2 separate regions of the Homo sapiens genome follow, and region 1 is linked to region 2. Evidence: chromatin contacts called from ENCODE Hi-C or POLR2A ChIA-PET data. All regions are on one chromosome and are shown on one strand. Each heading gives the region's core, a stretch centred on a gene start or an enhancer-like site at or near the end of the contact. The rest is flanking DNA. Distances are from core to core; before and after follow the strand shown. Region 1 holds the start of SH3KBP1 (SH3 domain containing kinase binding protein 1). Region 2 holds the start of PHKA2 (phosphorylase kinase regulatory subunit alpha 2).

Region 1 (6,611 bases), core at 1,479-3,978, 900 kb after region 2:
TGCAACTAACCAGCTTCACTTCAGGGTTAGGGATTTGGTTCTTTTCTGTTATTTTTCAGAAAACGAAATATAAGATACAGTTTTACTATGTTATCCATCAAGAGAAAACTCATTATCAGGCCAGGTAAGAATATAAGTGTATCAGAATCAGGCACAGTGGTGTGAGCGTGCAGTCCCAGCTACTTGGGAAGATCTGGAGTCCAGGAGTTCAAATCCATCCTGGGCAACACAGCGAGACCCTCCCTCTTAAAAAAGAATAAAATTGCATCAAATTGATAAACTGGATAAATCTGAAAACCAGAGACTTGGGGGAAAGGGTGGGCCTCTGTCTGCATACACACAACCTCAGCCCATTAGATCACTCCATTGGAAGACATACAGAATGAACCGTTAAATAACTGCACTTCATTACAAATATACTGCTGGAGATGCTTTCAAAAGAGCAGGTGATTTTTAGCCACAAACTACTATAAGCACCTTAAATCCCACTATAAACATGAATTAAATTACATTCGTTTTGACATTATCACCTCTAAGTATTAACTCCTGAAATAAATGAAAATCGATGCCCCCTCCCCCTGCAATAATGGTTGCAGTAAAGATTAAGTACAAAAGGACTAAAAACTACAGGAGCACTCTATTTTTCGTAGGAAGTTCTGAAGAATGAAAACAGTTCAAATCTGAAAAATAGGTCTGATTCTTCTTAAATGAGACTCAGTCCCCTTCTCATTGAGATACAGAAAGCACAGTCTGGCCATGGGAGAAGACATTTGGATTAACTTCTTTTTGTGCATAACCCTCTCGGTGACCCACCCAAAATGAAAGGTGATCAAAACAGAATTTTTGGTTACCTCGGGAGAAATTAACCCATTACTAAAGTGGCCTGTAAGGTTTAAAGTATATACTTCTGCCAATGAACTAAATCATCTTATGGGCCAAAGCAAAACAAGAGTGAGCTAAGTGTTCTGTCCCCAGCAGAGGAGGAGGATTTCATGCCCCTCATTCATTCATTCAACAAATATTTAGGTCCTGCTCTGTGCCACACACCAAAAGTGCTGAGCAAACTATGCAACACTGTGCTGTCCCTATGGTCACAGAGCTTACAGTAGAGGAGATAACTGTTACGCACAAATATGTAATACTGCTACGAAAAAAAAAGGTGTTGTATGAGAAAATGGAACAGGAACCAATTTAGACTACAGGTGGGAGAGAAGGGCACTGTGAAAAAAGTGACATTTAAGCCAAGGGGACAACAGATCACCACTACTTAGAAAAGGAAAACCTTTTTTGGCAAATGACCACAAATGGGATTTTAACTTTGCCTGTCAACAACGGACTGGGTTAAACCTCCTCTTTTCCAATCCTTCAGGCTTTCTGAACATCCTGACTAGTGTACTGGAATCCTATTACCTGAACACAGAAAGGTCTCACTTTATTATGATTTATTATTATCTGCAGCCTTCCTATGCCTGGCCTAGGAACATCCAAAAATAATCTGCCAGAGGCTGAAAAACAGAAGCTGGCTGTCAGCAAGAACATTACCTGGGTAGACCAAACATTTAATAGCCCAAGTAATCATAAGTGCCTTGCCAATAAAGTGGCAGCTTCTCTGGGCAGCAAGGTGGTTCCAATGCTCCGGGGTCTAAATCAAATGGGACCCAGGGGGTTCAAAGGTTAGTTGGCTACTTCGAACTGATGTTTACTCAGTAAATCAAAGACCGGATCACCATTTCCAGGTCCCAGACCCTGAAGACTTAAAGGACAGTATGGGAAGTGGCCTTTTAGCATCACGGAGCAGAGAGCTCGCCAGGCTGGAGGAAGGCAGCAGCGAAAGGGTCGGGGCCGGGAGGAAGGGGGGCGCAAGGAGAGGAGCGTCAGGTGCTCTGGACCCCGGGACTGCGAGCCAGACCAGGAACTGGGGCGTTTCCCGCCCCACCCCCCAACCCCTGTCAACCCCCAGCAAAGGCAACCCAGCCCCCTCCAAGACCCCGAGGTTCCAGCTTCCCCCGAGACAGGACCAGGAAGACACCAGCAGCCCCGCGCAGGGCCGGAGCCCACCAGGTCCGGGTGCCCGTGTCCGCAGCGCAGAGGAGGGCGCGCTCGGGTGCAAAAATGGCCAAGACAAAACTCTCCCCGCCCACCCGAAAAACCAACCACACCCCCTGCATCCCTCAGCCCGAGCCGCCCGGGGCCAGCCCCCGTGATCGTCTGCTCAGGCCCCCGCGGGTTCCCGTCGGCGCCGCGCGCGGGCTCGGCGGGCACACGGGCGCAAGTGGGAGTGAATGGGGGTGCGCGAGGCAGGCGAGGGCGCCCACCGCGGTGTCCCCCGTCCGGACCCTGCCCCCGGGGCGCCCTCCCGGGCTCCGCGGTTCTGGGACTGGCGCGCCGCCCTCAAGGCTGAAGTGGACGCCCGGACGCGGGCGGCCCCCACTCACCCATTGGCGTCGAGCCGGGCCGGGCCGCCGAGGCAGCGTGAAAGTTGGCGGAGGCGGGCGTGGGGGTTGGGGCGCCGGGATCGGGGCGCTGGGATCCAGGCGCGAGGGTCCGGACGCGGCGGCGGCTGGGCCGGCTTCTTCCTCAGTGGCGGCGGCGGCGGCTCAGCGCCGCCCGCTGCTGCCTCTGCTGCTGCTGCCGCTGCTGCCCCGGGGCGACTCCTGCTGCTGCTGTTGCATCGCGGCCCAATGCGCCCGGCTGCGCCGGGTTTCCTGCTCCCCGCGAGTGGAAATTGCGAAAAAAAAAAAAAAAAAAAAAAAAAAAAAAAAAAAAAAAAAAAAAAAAACAGCGCCGCCCAGCCCAGCGCCCGGCAGCCGCGGCCGCGCCGCCCGCTCTCCCCTCCTCCTCAGCGCTGCCGCGAGGCTCCTGCAGCTCCGCCTGCCGGGGACGCGCGGCCGCCGGGCGGGGGCGGGGCCGGAGAGGGGCGGGGCCGGGGCCGGGGCCGCGTCGGGGCAGGCGCCGGGGGCGTCCCTGCGGCTGAGGGGCTTGGGCGCCCTCCTCACCGCCCGCGCCAGAGGCACCCCTCTCCGCGCGGCTGCCACCCACCCGCAGCGGCTGGGCTGACGCCCCGGGAAGTGCCGCGAGACTCCTCGAGACCGGAGGAGAGGGGCTTCTTGGGGGAGGGGCGTGGGAGTGCAGGGGCACGTGGAGAAGGAGGAGAAGGGGGCTGAGCGGGAGGGGGCGACAAGAGGTGGAGGACGGGCTGGGGATGGAGACCAGGGCAGGCCCGGGGCCAAACGCCTGACCAGGGTGATGGCAGGTGGCCCTGGGGCATCGAGGCAATCTGGAATGAGTTTTCCCGGGGGGCTGTTGGAGGGGAAGGAAAAGGGTCCCTTGGAAGGGAGAGAAACGCGGCGTCCCTTCGGTGGGGCGTGGGAACGCAGGCAGGCCAGGTGCGAGTTCCGCACAGAGGAGGCGGTGGCACTGACGTGGGGAAAAACGGGCGAAGGACGCAGCGGGGCCGAGGGGACGCATCGCCTCGCTGGGACCCGCCTAAGCCCCGCCCCAGTGCCTGGGCCAGGTGCGGTTCGGGTGTTCAGGAATGTTCCCGAGCTCTGACGTTCCCAGGAATCCGCTGAGATGAGGGCTGGCTCCCTCCCTAGCAGGCATTATTGTGCCTTACTGACTCCCAGACCTGGACGGCCGACCCTTGAGTGGGCGCTAAAATGTTAACAGGGAATCCGTGGGCATTCGTGGGCAATTCAGAAGCTCCGTTTTGGGTCCATTCACCACCACACCTTTCGCCATAGATACTCTGCCTGCCACCACATTCCTCTACCGGCCCGTTATTTCCTTTTCCCTTTCCACCATCTGGTGGTAGGAAGCGATAGTGAACTACATGGGAGACATTTAGGCAAAGAGCACGTAAGACAATAGAGAAATTACATCAGTGGCCCCTGGAAATGGAGGAGGCTGAGGGCTAGTGGACTCAAAAGGGACAAATGAAAGCCGACCCCCTACCCAAGAGAGGGGCTGTCTCCATACCTCACCTGTGTTGGCGGGGCAACTCTTGTAAATTGGTTACCGTCCTGGGATTTCTGTAGAAAATTGTTCTTATAACTGTTTCATGAGTTTTTCAAAAAACCTCAAAGTCAGGGTCTTACAAACAAGAGATCAGTAGCATCATCTTTCTAAATACCGTTCATGTGTGTCAAACCGATCGAAATAGGAGACTAATCAAGGGACAAGAGGCCCATCCACACAGAGGCTGCAATTGAAGTCCTAGTGTCATCAATATCAGACTCCTAAAAAAGGGATCAGAGAACACGGAGATTAAGAATGTGAAGGCCGGGCGCGGTGGCTCACGCCTGTAATCCCAGCACTTTGGGAGGCCGAGGCGGGCGGATCACGAGGTCAGGAGATCGAGACCATCCTGGCTAACATGGTGAAACCCGGTCTCTACTAAAAAATACAAAAAATTAGCTGGGTGTTGTGACGGGCGCCTGTAGTCCCAGCTACTCCGGAGGCTGAGGCAAGAGAATGGTGTGAACCCGGGAGGTGGAGCTTGCAGTGAGCCAAGATCGTGCCACTGCACTCCAGACTGGGCGACAGAGCGAGACTCCGTCTCAGAAAAAAAGAAAAGAAAAGAATGTGAAGTGGGCCAGGCACGGTGGCTCACGCCTGTAAACCCAGCACCTTGAGAGGCCGAGGTGGGCGGATCACCTGAGGTCAGGAGTTCAAGACCAGGCTGACCAACATGGCGAGCCCCTCTCTCTACTAAAAATACAAAAATTAGCCAGGCGTGGTGGTGCATGCCTTAGTCCTAACTCCGTGGGAGGCTGAGGCACAAGAATTGTTTGAACCTGGGAGGTGGAGGTTGCAGTGAGCCTAGATGGCGCCACTATACTCCAGCCTGGACGACAGAGCGAAAAACTCCGTCTCAAAAAAAAAAAAAAAAAAAAAGAATGTGAAATGTTGAAGGCAGGGATGATGAATACTCAAATATTCCTCCTCCAGGCACCCTGGTGCCTCACTCATTACATGTCTTGTTATATCATGTTCTAATCAGGGCAATCAAGCCTTCTGATACCATCTTAGAGTTGACAAACACTGAAACTCACAGAGCCTGGATAAACCCTCTGCTACTGGGACATTTTTTTTCCCCCAACCCCAGAAGAACTGGTATGGGGGTCTGCTCAATTCCAGAGGTGGTTCTCTTTGGTAAGGCCGTATCAGTGGGTCATCCTAACCCTCTCTCAAAGAGCCTCAGACCCCTGAAAGTGATGGGGTACATTTCAACATGGCAACAGTTGTGCTGGCCTTGCAGTGGACTGTTATCTGGAGTGCTGAAGATTCTTGGCTGGTTGCCCAGTGCATTCTCACAATGATGAGTCAAAAGTCTTTGAACATTGTTGATGATACCTTCCCATAGCTAAACTTACCCAGGCATCACAGAGGCCACTACACCTAAACCAGCAGATGGGGTGCGGGAACCCTGTCGGCTCAAAGAAAAAGAAAAAATCAGCAGTTTGTCTTATGTCCTGCTTGGTCTCTCTGTCCTATGTGGAGAAGACAGTCTTCTCATGGAATTTTATTTCCAACTTCACACAGGTGAACACAGATCACTTGAAATTTGGGGGGTTTGTTTCGTTTTGTTGTCTTTTTTTTTTTTTTTTCTGAGACAGGGTCTCACGGTCACTCAGGCTGGAGGGTAGTGGCGTGATCATGGCTCACTGCAGCCTCAACCTCCTGGGCTCAAGTGATCCTCCCACCTCAGCCTCCCAAATAGCTGGGACTACAGGCACGTGCCATCTCACCCGGCTAATTTTTGTAGTTTTTGTAGAGATGAGGTCTCACTATGTTGCCCACGCTGGTCTTAAACTCCTGGGCTCAAATGATCCTCCCCCGCCTCGGTGTCCCAAAGTGTTGGGATTACAGGCTGAGCCACTGCGCCCGACTTGCTTGAAGTTTTGAGTCTTGTTTATTCTCTGGTCTATTTCAAGGCATATCTTTTCCTTCTTGGACAGGAATGCGGTGTCGCTCCTCCTTGATCTGCTTCCTGCGTGGTCAAATTTGCGTTACCACAAAAGAAAGACTGATGGCAAGACAATATTTTTGAAAATCCCTGAGCTATGTCCTAATTTTATTTTTTATTTTTTTGTTTTTGAGATGGACTTTCACTCTTGTTGCCCAGGCTGGAGTGCAATGGTGGGATCTTGGCTCACTGCAACCTCCACCTCCCGGGTTTAAGCGATTCTCCTGCCTCAGACTCCCGCGTATCTGGGATTACAGGCATGCGCTACCACGCCCAGCTAATTTTGTATTTTTAGTAGAGATGGGGTTTCACCTTGTTGGCCAGGCTGGTCTTGAACTCCTGACCTCAGGTGATCCACCCGCCTTGGCCTCCCAAAGTGCTGGGATTACAGACGTGAGCCATCGCACCGGGACATGTGCCCTAATTTTAATGCCTTAACTAAACAAAGTTGTGGTGATTCTATCCAAAACACTATAGTTTATTTTTCATTTTAAGTTTCTCTGACTTATGAAAATGAACCTTCCATTTTTTCACTTATTGTTTAGTTCTTCTGAATTGTTCCTATTGTCCTTTCATTTTTCCTTGGAGAAACTTTTGCTGACCAGCACAAGGGAAGTTAATATCAAGATTCAGATCCAGCTGC
Region 2 (6,228 bases), core at 2,541-5,040:
AGTAAAAGAGGAAGGCCTCTGTCTCCTGCCTGCCCCTGGGAACTGAATGTCTCTGTATAAAACCCGATTGTACATTTGTTCTATTCTGAGATAGGAGAAAAACCACCCTGTGGCAGGAGGCGAGATATGCTGGCAGCAATGCTGCTCTGTTACTCTTTACTCCACTGAGATGTTTGGGTGGAGAAAAGCATAAATCTAGCCTACGTGCACATTCAAGCATAGTACCTTCCCTTGAACTTATTTGTGACACAGATTTCTTTGCTCACATGTTTTCTTGCTGACCTTTTCCCCACTATCACCCTGTTCTCCTGCCGCATTCCCCTTGCTGAGATAGTGAAAATAGTAATCAATAAATACTGAGGGAACTCAGAGACCGGTGCCGGTGCAGGTCCTCTGTATGCTGAGCGCCGGTCTCCTGGGCCCACTGTTCTTTCTCTATACTTTGTCTTTGAGTCTTATTTCTTTTTCTCAGTCTCTCGTCCCACTCGACGAGAAATACCCACAGGTGTGGAGGGGCAGGCCGCCCCTTCAAATGGTGATTAGCTTGGCATATTTAACACAAAATGATTTCTAACAAATGAAACCAATGTAAATTGATCTCAATTTAAAAAGCAAATCAGAAACAGAGTTTAGAACTTGTTACCAGCTGACACTAAAAAAAATGCCTCCTAAACATCTGCACAAAGCTACAGCAGGTGGGGAGATACAACATACACTTTAGAAACCGTTCGTGCAGCTCATTCTTTTTTTTTTAATTGTGGTAAAATATACATAACATAAAAGTGCTCATTCGTTTTTCTAGAGTAGTTAGGGGACCTGCCTAAGATTACTCAGAGAAGGTGATGAGGCCTTGAATGGGTTAGGGCTCTACAACTGTGAACACTAGTTGTGGGGGTGAATGGGTGCAATCCTGCACTTGTGGGCGCATGGCATTTCCCGGCAGAACTGTGCTGGGAGTATCCTGGTTAGCCAGAAGAGCTTGATGACACAGGAAGGGAAAAAGAGGGCAAACATGAGGGCTACTCACCAACTACCCCCAAAATAAATACAACTAAAGGCTCACACAACTTTTTTTTAATCATTAAAATGTTGGGGAGGAAAGTCCAATCTCACAGATTTGCTTTAATGAGAAGACAATTCTTTTGCTTCTGAGGGAAGGCAAGCCTGGATAGCTGGGTTATTAGGATGACTCAGGTCCTGCTGGAAGTCTTCTACCAACAAAGACTTAAGGGTACCTTTCATGCCTTTGGCCACTGCTTGATGCAAAGGAAGGAAACTGATGAGGTATCTGTACTTAGGATCTCTTGGCATCAATGGGGAGACATATTTATGCTCAAGGAATGCGGAGCTGTAGCAGGACCTTCAGGAAAGGGCGCACCATGAGCCAGAGTACTCCTGCAAGGACCACGAGGCCTGGGCACAAACGTGTGGCCTCTATCAAAATCATAACACCACCAAGAGCACCCATTATTTACTGTTGCCCAGTAGGTGCCAGACAAGATAGTAGGCACTAATTTTTTCCTTAGAAACACTCAGTGGAAGCAAGTGTTATTATCCTCACTTTACAGATGAGGGCATGGACTCAGAAGGGATCAAGAAAGGTCACACATGTCATTCAAGGCAGAGCAGGGGATTCAAACCCAGGTCTGACAAAAGAACCAAGCTTCATCAGCTCTCCTTAAAGCCCTCTCCATCACAGTCATGAAGGGAAAGGTTTTTCAACTTGGATTTTAAAACACTTTATAGATGTAATTAGAATATATTCCAAGGAAGAAGGGGAAAAATAACCTTGATTTGCCTGCCTACTTCTTCTGCTCTCAACTTGAACATCATCTCTTCCAGGACTCCTCTACTGCTCCCACAAACTGGGCGAGGGGTCCTTCCTCAAAGCTCTCAAAATAAAGACCATCATCCTTCATGTGCAATCTCAAAAGCCAGTAAGCTCTGAAAATTTAAAGTGTTTTCGTAAGTTTGCAGCAAGCTCTTTTGGTGGCAAAAGATGAGCCGAACTAATATGAAACTCTTTTCAGCCTTTACTGAAATTATGTGAATATTCATATTCTGATGTGGAAGTAATAACCTGTTTGATGAAGGGGTGCTGCCCAGATCTGGCTGCAGTTATTATGGTATATATAGTACGTTGTACGCATATTACCTTTCTAAAAGCCAAACATTTCTGATGGGCAAACCACAACTGGTCCAAAGGGTTTCAGATAATGGACTCTGAGGCCAGGTGCAGTGGCTCATGCCTGTAATCCCAGCACTTTTGGGAGGCCGTGGTGAGAGGATGACTTGAAGTCAGGAGGTCGAGACCAGCCTGGCCAACGCAGTGAAACCCCGTCACTACTAAAAATGCAAAAATTAGCTGGGTGTGGTGGCGCACGCCTGTAGTCCCAGCTACTCGGGAGGCTGAGGCAGGATAATCGCTTGAACCCGAGAGGCAGAGGTTTCAGTGAGCCGAGATCGCGCCACTGCACTCCAGCCTAGGAGACAGAGTGAGACCCTGTCTCAAAAACAAACAAACAACAACAAAGAAAACAGATTAAGGGACTTTGGACCTATACCTTATGCATAAATGTTACTGCACTACGATCATTTATTCTTGTAACCCCAGCACTTTGTAGAGTGCTTTGCATATAACAGATACACCACAAATATTTCCTAAGTGAGGAAACAAGGCTAAGAAATTAGTTAAGAAGGGAAAATGGTCAGTGCCTTGGAAATGACCATGGCTCCCAACTTGCAGGTCAGGCCTCTAACCCCTGAATGCCACTTCCTTCGTTGACTTTGAAGGCCCTATAAATAGTTGCTGTTGATTGAGGGCAAGAAACATAGCTGCTGTCTTCACTAGGAATAAAAATAGTTCAGTGGTCTTACACTGATGGACCCACACATAATTTTAGCCCAGGAATACAAAGCATAGCAGGCAAATTCATACCTCGGACCACATGGGCAGTGTCATAGGACCCTGTGAGCTTGGGAGCCTTTGGGTCTGACCTGCTACATGCAGTGACCTTTCTAGCCTCACAATTTTCTTATCTGTAAAATAGCAACCAAAGTAGCCCCTAAGGGCTTCCCAGGTGGGTCTCTACCAAGACAGCTCATGGGAGGGACGGTAGCTGTCGCCCCACACTGCAGAGTCCTGCGTAAACTTCAGGAGCTTCTTCACTCCTGTCTACTGTTCTCATTCAGTGTAGTCTGTCCAAACCCCCCACACCTCTTCTCGTCCAAAAAAAGCAGAGTCAATGCAAAAAGAGGCAGTTTGGACCCGGGCACGGAGGCGGCTCATTCTCATCCTGAACAATGGCCAAAGAATTCTGTGAAAAGTAGCCGTAGCAACAGTTAGGTCCCCTGAATCTTAAGGAGCACGGGGTGGCAATGGGGTGGTAATCACTGGCTAGCAAGGACTAGATTCAAATAGCAAACTCTTAATTGCAAGGTCTCAGGTCACAAGAGGGCCAGACCTGGGAAGGAGAATGAGTTACATGAGAGGGTAGTTCCACGCGTTCCCTGGGGGCGGTCCCTCCTTACCTGGTAACACAGGATGGTTTGCTGCACCAGCCGCGCGTACCCGTCCAAGCGGACCCCGGAATTGCTCCTGCTCCGCATCTCCCCGAGGCTCCCAGGCCGCAGCGCCCGATCTGCCGCGTGGGCGCGGGACGTCGGGGCTGTGGCCTCCAAGCGGGTCTGGTTCCCGGACACTCACAGCCTTAGTCGGTTCTTGGGATGGGACCGGGCCGGAGGAGGTCGAGACTTTTCTAAACGCTAGCCCCAAAGTCCGGTTGGAAAGCAAGCCAACCAGAGCTCCGCGCGGCGGGGAGGCGCGGGGGCGGGGACGGGGGCTGGAGCGACGAAGGTCCCGCCTCGGCCAGGCCTGCTGGGCTCCCGACGCTCGCGGGAGCAGCGGGAAACCAGGTTCCGGGAGTGGGGCGAGGACGCCCCTGCCAAGCCCCTTTTACGTCCCGGCGGTCGCGAGGAGGTCCCCCGGGCGCGAAGAAGACGCCAGCCCACCCCAGCCGCCGGGGAGATCGCCCAGGCCGCGCTCAGCCCCGCCCCTGGCTCTGCCCCCGCCGCGGAGCGGAACCCTCCAAGTCGCGGCCTGAGGAGGAAGGAAAAGGGGGCGGCCCGGGAGAGCCGCTGCGAAATCAGCAACGGGCGGGAACCAGGTTGCCTCCCTGAGTCCCTTCTCTCCCCGGCCGGCTGCCAACCACAGCCAAGGCCAGAGAAACAGGCCCTTCTGCCGCGGCCACCTGGGCGCCTTGGACCCGCCCTCCGGACTCGCCCCCGCCCCTGCCGCGGAGTGGAACGTTTGGAACCCTGAGGGGCACAGGTAAGGGGGCGGCCCCGCCCCGCGCCCTGGAACGACCTCACGGCCCCGCCCACATCCCCGCCCCTGGCCCCACCTCCGCCGCAGAGCGGAACCCTCAGAGTCGCGGCCTCGGGGGGGACGAAAAAGGAGGCGGCCCGTGGGAGTCTAGGGGAACCCGGCTTCGGGCGGCGGACGAGTTGGCTTTCCTGCGTGGTAGTGTGGAGCCCCCCGAGACGGGTGCCAGTCCCACTCGAGGCCGGAGAAAGAGGGCCGCCTACCGCGGCCGCCTGGGCACCCCTCTGAGGGCCAAGATTGTAGTCCCACCTCTGGCCCCGTCTCCGCCGCCTAGCGGAACTGGAGTAGCGGGACCCAGCCCGGAAGAAAAAGGGGGAAGGCCCGGAGAGGTGCCCCAGCGACACCTCTGGCGCCTGTGACCCCGCCCCTAGCCACTTGGGCGCCGCTTCCTCGGGCAGGTTCGCAGTTCATCTCCCACGGGTCTACAGCTTGAAACTTGGCATTCATTATAATGTTTCGTGGCTGCTGATAACCTACAGTTCACAATCTTCGGCCTGGTATTCATTGTCCACCAAAATCTGGCCCACATAGGAATTTACTGGACAGCTAGACTAATGCAATCAATTTCCGCAAGCTCTTTTCCAGTCTCCATGCATTTACTCTATGCTTGACCCCTTCGGCCCTTCTTCCTCCTCCTTGACTAACTGAAGCCTATCTTTCCCTTAACGGCCAGCTCAGCTCCTCTATTAGCCTTCCCCATTTTCTGAATTTCTGTAGCCATTGGTTTAGTAAGAGCTTAGGACTTAGAGTCAGTTCATTTTGAGTTCAAATGTCAGTTCTGTCATTTACAAGTCGTATGACCTTTGGCATCCCGTTTTACATGTTTGAACTTAAGTGTTCTCATCTGTAAAATGGAGATAATCATAGCACCTACCTCACAGGATGACTTAAGATCAAGAGGATGAATATAAAGCATTTAGCACAAGCCTGGCTAGTAGAAAAATACTTAATAAATCATAGCTAATTTCGTTGTCACTTGGCCACAATGTATTGCCTCCTGTTGTTATTTATGTTTTCATGTGTGGATGAGGCATATTTTCCTAATTGGAATGTACGTTATTCATTGAAACAGTCTTTTGGTATCTCCTACTATGCCTGGTACAGTGTTGAGCATATAGTTGGAGCTCAATTAATGTTGCTCGCATGAGTAAATGAAATCAGTCCTGCTTAGCTGCGTTCCCTTATGTTTGGTCCTTAACCAAGTTTATATTAGATATTCCAGAACATAAATCTATGGCTTTACTCTGTCACTCAACTAAAGCACCAAACCCCACATCAGCTCACATATTACTTCATATAATACTTTGTTTTCTTAATATTGGCTTTTGAATTATGCAGTGATCCATGTGATGTGCCTCCATGAAGAATTTGCTGTGGTCTAGGGGTGAATAAAACTAGACATTGTTATCACCACTAAATGTTTTGGAATCTGAATATGTACTCTTGCTAGAATTTTCATGTATTCATCTCCATCTAAAAGCTGGGATCATTGCTTCTTTTCATTGTGGCTTTTGTTTCCATTGGGTCCTTCCTTAGGAGTTGATTTTGCAGCCATATGGGAAATAACTGATGATCTTTGCTCCTTATCTGGCATTTCCACCTAGTATAGAAACATTTTCAGTTTCCTGACTTCATTCTTCGCTAATTCTGCTGTGCACATTTGCACCCCTTTTGGTGTATAGGCAATCTACATTCTTCGGCTTTGGTCTATGCGATTGCATAGCAATATATAAGCTATGTTCTTCAATAAGCTCAAAATTCTGGGATAAAACCAAGAAGGAAGGCTACTCCGTTTTAGCTTTTAAATTTTTAAAGCAAATTTTAGTGATTCATTTTGGACCAGA

Evidence for each region. A loop is a pair of places that touch in the nucleus more often than their neighbours do. ChIA-PET counts read pairs that join two places held with the same protein, here RNA polymerase II (POLR2A). Pooled maps may share reads with other maps.
Region 1: a loop to region 2 is called in a map with no recorded cell type, with 5 times the contacts of the local background. The contact joins the promoter of SH3KBP1 here to the promoter of PHKA2 in region 2. A Hi-C loop is called at or near these places in 1 of 37 single-sample maps with no recorded cell type and 6 of 50 pooled maps. POLR2A ChIA-PET finds 5 or more read pairs at or near these places in 2 of 52 experiments (A673 and B cell).

What each region holds. Positions count from the first base shown.
Region 1 is chrX:19,884,872-19,891,482 of GRCh38, forward strand. It overlaps SH3KBP1 (SH3 domain containing kinase binding protein 1), which reads right to left and starts at 2,729. Exons shown (of 18, transcript NM_031892.3): 1 at 2,436-2,729. The coding sequence starts at 2,439. RefSeq lists silencers at 2,131-2,270, 2,751-2,820, 2,881-3,180 and an enhancer at 5,346-5,395.
Region 2 is chrX:18,980,324-18,986,551 of GRCh38, forward strand. It overlaps PHKA2 (phosphorylase kinase regulatory subunit alpha 2), which reads right to left and starts at 3,791. Exons shown (of 33, transcript NM_000292.3): 1 at 3,532-3,791. The coding sequence starts at 3,609. RefSeq lists enhancers at 3,593-4,093, 4,094-4,594, 4,576-4,625 and a silencer at 3,786-4,475.